2 separate regions of the Homo sapiens genome follow, and region 1 is linked to region 2. Evidence: read pairs that join two places in POLR2A ChIA-PET (ENCODE). Cell type or tissue: PC-9. All regions are shown on one strand.

What was found. Peaks named below come from ENCODE experiments on the same cell type or tissue, not always from the same donor. Only the 100,000 strongest peaks of a DNase experiment are listed, where the experiment ranks them.
Region 1: POLR2A ChIA-PET joins it to region 2 with 9 read pairs; 2 of 35 experiments call an interaction of 5 or more read pairs at or near these places.

What each region holds. Positions count from the first base shown.
Region 1 is chr19:7,770,467-7,774,466 of GRCh38, forward strand. It overlaps LOC105372263 (a long non-coding RNA gene), which reads left to right and starts at 156. Exons shown (of 5, transcript XR_001753858.2): 1 at 156-189; 2 at 2,079-2,139. In PC-9, no CTCF peak of the experiment used is centred here; DNase peaks (open chromatin) are centred at 2,385 and 3,505; H3K4me3 peaks cover 404 bases.
Region 2 is chr19:7,545,136-7,549,135 of GRCh38, forward strand. The region is part of intron 13 of PNPLA6 (patatin like domain 6, lysophospholipase); the gene reads left to right. Among named protein-coding and RNA genes, the nearest start is that of PNPLA6, 11 kb to the left of the region's middle. In PC-9, no CTCF peak of the experiment used is centred here; no DNase peak of the experiment used is centred here.

The DNA.
Region 1 (4,000 bases), 230 kb after region 2:
AGGCTTGTTTTTGTTGTTGTTTTTTGTTTGTTTGCTTTTGTTTTTTGAGACGGAGTTTTGCTCTTGTCACCCAGGCTGGAGTGCAATGGCACGATCTGAGCTCACTGCAACCTTCACCTCCCAGGTTCAAGCGATTCTGCCTCAGCCTCCCAACTAGCTGGAATTACAGGTACGTGCCACCACTCCCAGGTAATTTTTTCTTTTTTTTTTTTTTTTTGTATTTTTAGTTGAGACAGGGTTTCACCATGTTGACCAGGCTGGTCTCGAACTCCTGACCTCAGGTGATCCACCTGCCTCGGCCTCCCAAAGTGCTGGGATTACAGGCGTGAGCCACCATAACTGGCTGCGGCTTATTTGATATCAGTGGTCCCCACCTTATTTGGCACCGGGGACCAGTTTCATGGAAGACAATTTTTCCACGGACCAGGGGAAGGGGATCATTTCAGGATGATTCAAGCACATTACATTTATTGTACACTTTATTTCTATTATTATTGCACTGTAGAATATAATGAAATAATTATACAGCTCACCATCATGTAGAATCAGTGGGAGCCCTGAGCTTGTTTTCTTGCAAATAGATGGTCCCATCTGGGGGTGATGAGAGACAGCGATGGATCACCAGGCATTAGATTCTCATAAAGAGTGTGCAACCTAGATCCCTCGTGTGTACAGTGTACAATAGGGTTCCCACTCCCATGAGAATCTAATGCCACCGCTAATCCAACAGGAGGCAGCGCTCAGGCAGTAATGCAAGCAATGGGGAGTGGCTGTAAATACAGATGAAGCTTCACTCGCTCGCCCTCTGTTCACCTCCTGCTGTGCAGCCTGGTTCCTAAGATGCCACGGACTAGTACTGGTGGCCCAGGGGACAGGGACCCCCATTCTACATCATCTACCAGAGGCTCCTGGAGAAACTGAGCCCCAGTTGCCCACATGGGTCATAAGCTCGTCCATGCCTGTAAATTGGCTTCCTTCCTTTTCCTACCTGCCCCTCTTCACTTTCCCCCTTGTCTTCTGGTACTTCTTGGAACCTCCTCCCAGATAAACCACTTGTATCAAAATCCTTGTCACAGGCTTTGTCCCTGGTGAAACTCAAGCCAAACTTATAGTATGTTTTGACACCTGTCAGTCATGGTTCTTCTCCATCAAAATGTTCTCAGAGATTCTTGTGCAATTTCTTTTTTTAGATGATTTTTACATGACTCTAGCTTTGAAGGTCTTACTTTACTTTTTGAATAAGTCATGTGTGTGCCTGGAACCAAAACCCATCAATCTCTACAGTGATAATGAAAGCTGGCTCCCGGCTGGGCGTGGTGGCTCACGCCTGTAATCCCAGCACCTTGGGTGGCCAAGGTGGGTAAATCACCTGAGGTCAGGAGTTCGAGACCAGCCTGGGCAACATGGTGAAACCCCGTCTCTACTAAAAATACAAAAATTTGCTGGGCGTGGTGGCGCGTGCCTGTAATCCCAGCTACTCAGGTGGCTGAGGCAGGAGAATCGCTTGAGCCTGGGAGGTGGAGGTTGCAGTGAGCTGAGATCACACCATTGCACTCCAGCCTGGGCGACAAGAGGGAAACTTGGTCTCAAAAAAAAAAAAAAAAAGAAAAAAAAGAAAGCTGGCTCCCTCCCCATTCTCTGATCTGAAGAAGTTACTCTTCCTAGCTGCAACCTCTTTATCATATTCCAGATAATCCACTTGTCAAATTTGTTTAAAATCTGTTTGGCAATCCTTCAAAAGACTGTTGAAAATCTATTTGTGAATAGGTGGAGCACAGAGGATTCTTAGGGCAGGGAAACTACCGTATGATACTGCAACATCACTACACATTTTTTCAAATCACAGAATGTACAACACCAAGAGTAAGCCCTGATGTAAATTGTGGACTCTGGGTGACAATGATTTGTCAGTGCAGGCTCATCCATTGTAACAAATGCACCACTCACTCTGTCGAAGGATGTTGCATAAAGGTTGTTAATAGTGGTACAAGCAAGTTGCTCAGATATTACCTTGTGTTGGTGCTCTCCAAGGCTCAGCCCTACCCAACAAAATCTTATGCGTTGATATTTAATTTTAGGGGGCAATTGGCAGAAATGTCTATCAAGGCGAATGTGAATGTTTTGGGGAAAACGTCAAAGGTAAGCAAATCACCGTGGCCTGCTGCAAATGTTTAACAACCAGCTCTCAGGAGGGAAAGTATCAGTGCTTTCAGAAAACTTAAAGTACTTTTCAGAAAACTTAAAGGCCAGGAGAGAATGGGATGATATATTCAGAGTGCTGAAAGAAAGAAACTGTCAGGCGAATGATACTGCTGTAATCCTTTGCAGTGAGTCACTAAGTCCAGCCCCACTCAAAGGGGTATAAGAATGTGTGAACATACGTTAAAACCTCCATGCTAATTAGTAAGTATTTGAGGGGGAGGTGATACTTTGAGGTTACGGATCTGCTGCAACTCGGCTCTTGCCTCATCAGAGGAAAGAATTCATCCAAGAAGAGTAAGACAGAAAGTGAGACTGAGGCAAGTTTTAGCGAAGGAGTGAAAATTTATTAAAAGGTTTTACAGCAGGAAAAACAGGAAGTAAAGTACACTCTTGGAAGAGGGCCAACCAGGCAATTTGAGAGATTGAGGTGCTCAGTGCGACCTTTGACTTGGGGTTTAATGTGCTGGGATGCTCTGGAGTTTCACATCTCTTCTCCCCTGATTCTTTCTTGTTGAGATGGAGTTTCATTCTTGTCACCCAGGCTGGAGAGCAATGGCAGTCTTGGCTCACTGCAGCCTCTGCCTCCCGGGTTCAAGCAATTCTCCTGCCTCAACCTCCCGAGTAGCTGGTATTACAGGCACCTGCCACCACGCCCAGCTAGTTTTTTTGTATATTTAGTAGAGACGGGGTTTCGCCATGTTGGCCAGGCTGGTCTCAAACTCCTGACCTCAGGTGATCCACCTGCCTCGGCCTCCCAAAGTGCTGGGATTACAGGCGTGAGCCACCACGCCTGGCCTTCCCTGATTCTTTCACTGGGGTGCGCTGTCTGCATGCGCAGTAGCCTGCCAGCACTTGCGGGGGGCCACGTGAACAGTGTATTTACTGAAGTTGTGCACATGCTTATTTCAGGTGTTTTTCCGTTACCAATCTAGTGGTCCTAGAGGAAGGTCATATACCAGGTAAACTCCACCCACCAGGTGCGGTGGCTCACACCTGTAATCCCAGCACTTTGGGAGGCCAAGGTGGGTGGATCACTGAGGTCAGGAGTTCAAGACCAGCCTGGCCAGCATGGCAAAACCCCATCTCTACCAAAAATACAAAATTAGTGGGGCATGGTGACATGCGCCTGTAGTCCTGGCTATTTGGGAGGCTGAGGCTCGAGAATCACTTGAACCCAGGACACAGAGGTTGCAGTGAGCTGAGATTGCGTCACTGCACTCCAGCCTGGGAAACAGAGCAAGACTCTGTCTAAAAACAAGCAAACAAACAAAACCTCTACCGATTGCCTCTTGGTGCACATGCTTGAGCTGACTTGCCCGGCTCCTGAGATCTTATCAGGAAGCTGCCAATCACCAGCTCCAGGTGTTTTCTGTCTATTGGGAGCCTGCCTTTCCCTAGGACCAGCGGCCCAATTATTATTTTAGAGAAACAGTTTAACAACCACCTGATCATCACCTTGTAGCAGGGGGGCGTCTCCCACCGGGCTCATGTCTGCCTACCTACCTACTCCCTACTCTAAATGGGGAGACTGGGCCGGGCGTGGTGGCTCACGCCTGTAATCCCAACACTTTGGGAGGCCGAGATGGGTGGATCACGAGGTCAGAAGATCGAGACCATCCTGGCTAACACGTGAAACCCCATCTCTACTAAAAATACAAAAAATTAGCCAGGCGTGGTGGTGGGTGCCTGTAATTGTAGCTACTCAGGAGGCTGAGGCAGGAGAATTACTTGAACCCGGGAGGCAGAGGCTGCAGCAAGAAGAGATCACGCAACTGTACTCCAGCCTGGGCGACAGTGT
Region 2 (4,000 bases):
CCCACCTCAGCCTCCCTCGAAGCTGGGACTACAGTCACGTGCCACCACGCCTGGCTAATTTTTGTAGTTGCACTAGAGATGGGGTTTCACCATGTCGGCCAGGCTGGTCTCAAACTCCTGGCCTCAAGTGATCCACTCGCCTCAGCCTCCCAAAGTGCTGGGATTACAGGCGTGATCCTCGGCACCTGGCCACAGTCTGGAAATTCTGTCTTAGAAGGTTCCAGCATGTGTTTATATCTCCTGGGACTGTGCCTCACCCAGGGGTCCCTGCAGTGTTTTGGCAGGTGGAGCTTCACTGGGTACCAGACAGGTTGGTGTGGTGGATAAAGAAGGAATCTCTCCATTTCTGGGCGGTTTCAGTTCCTTATTTATAAAGGGATGGAACAGGAAGGTTTCTAGCTGGTCAGGCTACCCAAAGAAGAAAGAAACGTGTTTACCCAGCATTTGCCCCATCTCGAACTGTGTGCTGCTGGCTGGACAAGAGGCAGGAAAATGGCTGGGCACGGTGGCTCACGCCTGTAATCCCAGCACCTTGGGAGGCCGAGGTGAGAGGATCACTTGAGGTCAGGAGTTCGAGACCATCCTGGCCAACATGGTGAAACCCCATTTCTACTAAAAATTCAAAAATTAGTCAGGCACGATGGCGGGCGCCTCTAGTCCCAGCTACTCGGGAGCCTGAGGCAGGAGAATCACTTGAACCCAGGAGACAGGTTGCAGTGAGCTGAGATCGCACCCCTGCACTCCAGCCTGTGCAACAGAGTGAGACCCTGTCTCAAAAAAAAAAAAAAAAAAAAAGTGGGCAGGGAAAACCCTTAGTGGTCCCTGCCCTTGGGCAGCCCACCGTATTCTGAGAGACATGACTCAAAGGATTACACAAATTCTTGTAAAATCATAAGTGCTTAGTGTCACAAAGGAAATGATCTTGGCACTACAAAGTCTGGCTTAGACAGGGTGGCACCTCTAAGGGCATGACCTAAGAAGGAAGGAGGGGGAGGAACAAACTGGGTGCAGGTGGGAGGAAAGGTCATTCTAGGCAGAAGGAAGAGCTTGTGCAAATGTTGTGTGGTGGGAAGAAATAGGTTGATCTCTAAGAAATAAAAAAGGAAGTCAGTGGGCCTCAAGTGAAACAATATTTTTTGGGGGGGTGTAATGGTTTTATTGAGCTATAATTCATGTACTATACAATTTACCCATTTAAAGTATATACTTTAGGCTGGGCACAGTGGCTCACGCCTGTAATCCCAGCACTTTGGAAGGCCGCGGCGGGAGGATCTCTTGAGTCCAGGAGTTCGAGACCAGCCTGGGCATCATGGCAAAACCCAGTCTCTACAAAAAACAAACAAAAAAAATTAGCCAGGCATGGTGGCGCATGCCTGTAGTCCCAGCTACACGGGAAGCTGAGGCAGGCATAAGCCACTGCACCTGGCCATGCCCACCTAATTTTTGTATTTGTAGTAGAGACAGGGTTTCGCCATGTTGGCCAGGATGGTCTTGAACTCCTGACCTGAGGTGATCCGCCTGCCTCACCCTCCTAAAGTGCTGGAATTACAGGCATGAGCCACTGCACCCGGCCTTATGTAAGGGCTTCTGTGTAGACATATATTTTATTTATTTTTTTAAAGGTGGGGTCTCACTATGTTTCCCAGGCTGGTCTTAAACTCCTGGGCTCAAGTGATCCTCCCACCTTGGCCTCCCAAAGTGCTTGGACATATGTTTTCATTTCTCTTGGGTATATACCTAGGAGTTGAATTGCTGGGTTATAAGCCAATTCAATTTTTTTTTTTTTTAAGAGGGAGTCTCGCTATGTCGCCCAGGCTGGAGTGCAGTGGCGCGATCTCAGCTCACTGCAACCTCTGCCTCCTAGGTTCAAGCAGTTCTCCTGTCTCAGCCTCCTGAGTAGCTGGGATTACAGGCACACGCTGCCACGCCCAGCTAATTTTTGTATTTTTAGTAGAAACACGGTTTCACCATATTGGTCAGGCTGGTCTTGAACTCCTGACCTCAAGTGATCCATCCACCTCAGCTTCCCAAAGTGCTGGGATTACAGATGTGAGCCACCATGGCCAGCCTCTATTTTTAATTTTTTTAAGCACTGTGTGTTTGTTTGTTTCTTTGCTAGACTGTTTTCCAAAGCAGCGGCACCATTTTACATTTCCACTGACAGTGTATGTGAATTCCAGTCTCTCTACATTCTCTCTAACCCTTTGTAATTCTAGCCATCTTTGTGGGTGTGAAGTGTAGTATGTCATTGTGGTTTTGCTTTGCATTTCTCTAATGACTTGACGTTGAACAGCTTTTTATGTGCCTATTGGCCATTTGTATATCTTCTTTGGAGAAGTTTTTATTCAGATCTTTTGCCCATTTTACTCTTACTTTTTTTAGAGACGGGGGTCTCACTATGTTGCCCAGGCTGGTCTCCAACTCCTGGGCTGAAACTATCAAGCGATCCTTCTGCCTTGGCCTCCCAAAATGCTGGGATTGCAGGCGTGAGCCACCGCACTTGGCCTTTAATTTATTTTAGAGACGGGGTCTTGCACTGTAGCCTAGGCTGGAGTGTAGTGACGCTATCATAGCTCACTGCAACCTCAAACATCTAGGCTCAAGCAATCCTCCTGCCTCAGCCTCCAGAGTAGCCAGGACTATAGACACATGCTACCATGCCTGGCTAATTAAAAATTTTTTTTTTTTTTTTTTTTTTTTTTTTTTTTGTAGAGACAGGGTTTCACTATGTTGCCCAGGCTGGTCTTGAACTCCTGGGCTCAAGCGATCTTCACACCTAGGCCTCTCAAAGTTCTGGGATTACAGTTGTGGGCCACCACACCCAGCCCCTTCAGTATACTTTAAATCAGGGGTGTCCAATCTTTTGGCTTCCCTGGGCCACATTGGAAGAATTGTCTTGGACCACACATAAAATACACTAACAGTTATAGCTGGGCATAGTGGCACACACCTGTAATCCCAGCACTTTGAGAGGCCAAGGCGGTTGGATCACTGAGGTCAGGAGTTCAAGACCAGCCTGGCCAACATGGTGAAACCCCGTCTCTACTAAAAATACAAAAATTAGCCAGGCGTGTGGCAGGCACCTTTAATCTCAGCTACTTGGGAGGCTGAGGCAGGAGAATCACTTGAACTCTGGAGGCAGAGGTTGCAGTGAGCCGAGTTTGTATCACTGCACTCCAGCCTGGGCAACAGAGCAAGACACCGTCTCAAAACCAACAAACCAAAAAACCCCACTAAAGATAGCTGATGAGCTAAAAGAAAAAAAATCGCAAAAAAAAAAAAAAAATCTCATAATGTTTTAACAAAGTTTATGAATTTGTGTTGGGCCAAATTCGAAGCCATCCTGGGCCACGTGCAGCCCGTGGGCAGCAGGGTGGACAAGCTTGCTTTAAATCATCTCGAGATTACTTATAATACCTAATACAATGTAAATGCTATGTAAATAGTCATTATACTGTATTATTTAGGGAAAAACGGGGAAAATAGTCTGTAAATGGTCTGCGCAGGTGCAATTTTTTTTTCCTGAATATTTTAGATCCAAGGTTGGTTGAATCCTGGGTATATGGAACATATATATATATATACACACACATATATATACACACATATATATATAGAGAGAGAGATGCTGCTCATCTATATATAATCTATGTAAAAAAATTTTTCTTTTTTTTTTTTTTTTTTTGAGACGGAGTCTCGCTCAGTCGCCCAGGCTGGAGTGCAGTGGCGCGATCTCGGCTCACTGCAAGCTCCTCCTCCCGGGTTCACGCCATTTTCCTGCCTCAGACTCCCAAGTAGCTGGGACTACAGGCGCCCGCCACCACGCCTGGCTAATTTTTTGTACTTTTAGTAGAGACGTGGTTTCACCGTGTTAGCCAGGATGGTCTCGATCTCCTGACCTCGTGATCCGCCTGCCTCAGGCCTCCCAAAGTGTTGGGATTACAGGCATGAGCCATCGCGCCCGGCTAAAAAATATTTTTATATTTATTTATATTTATAT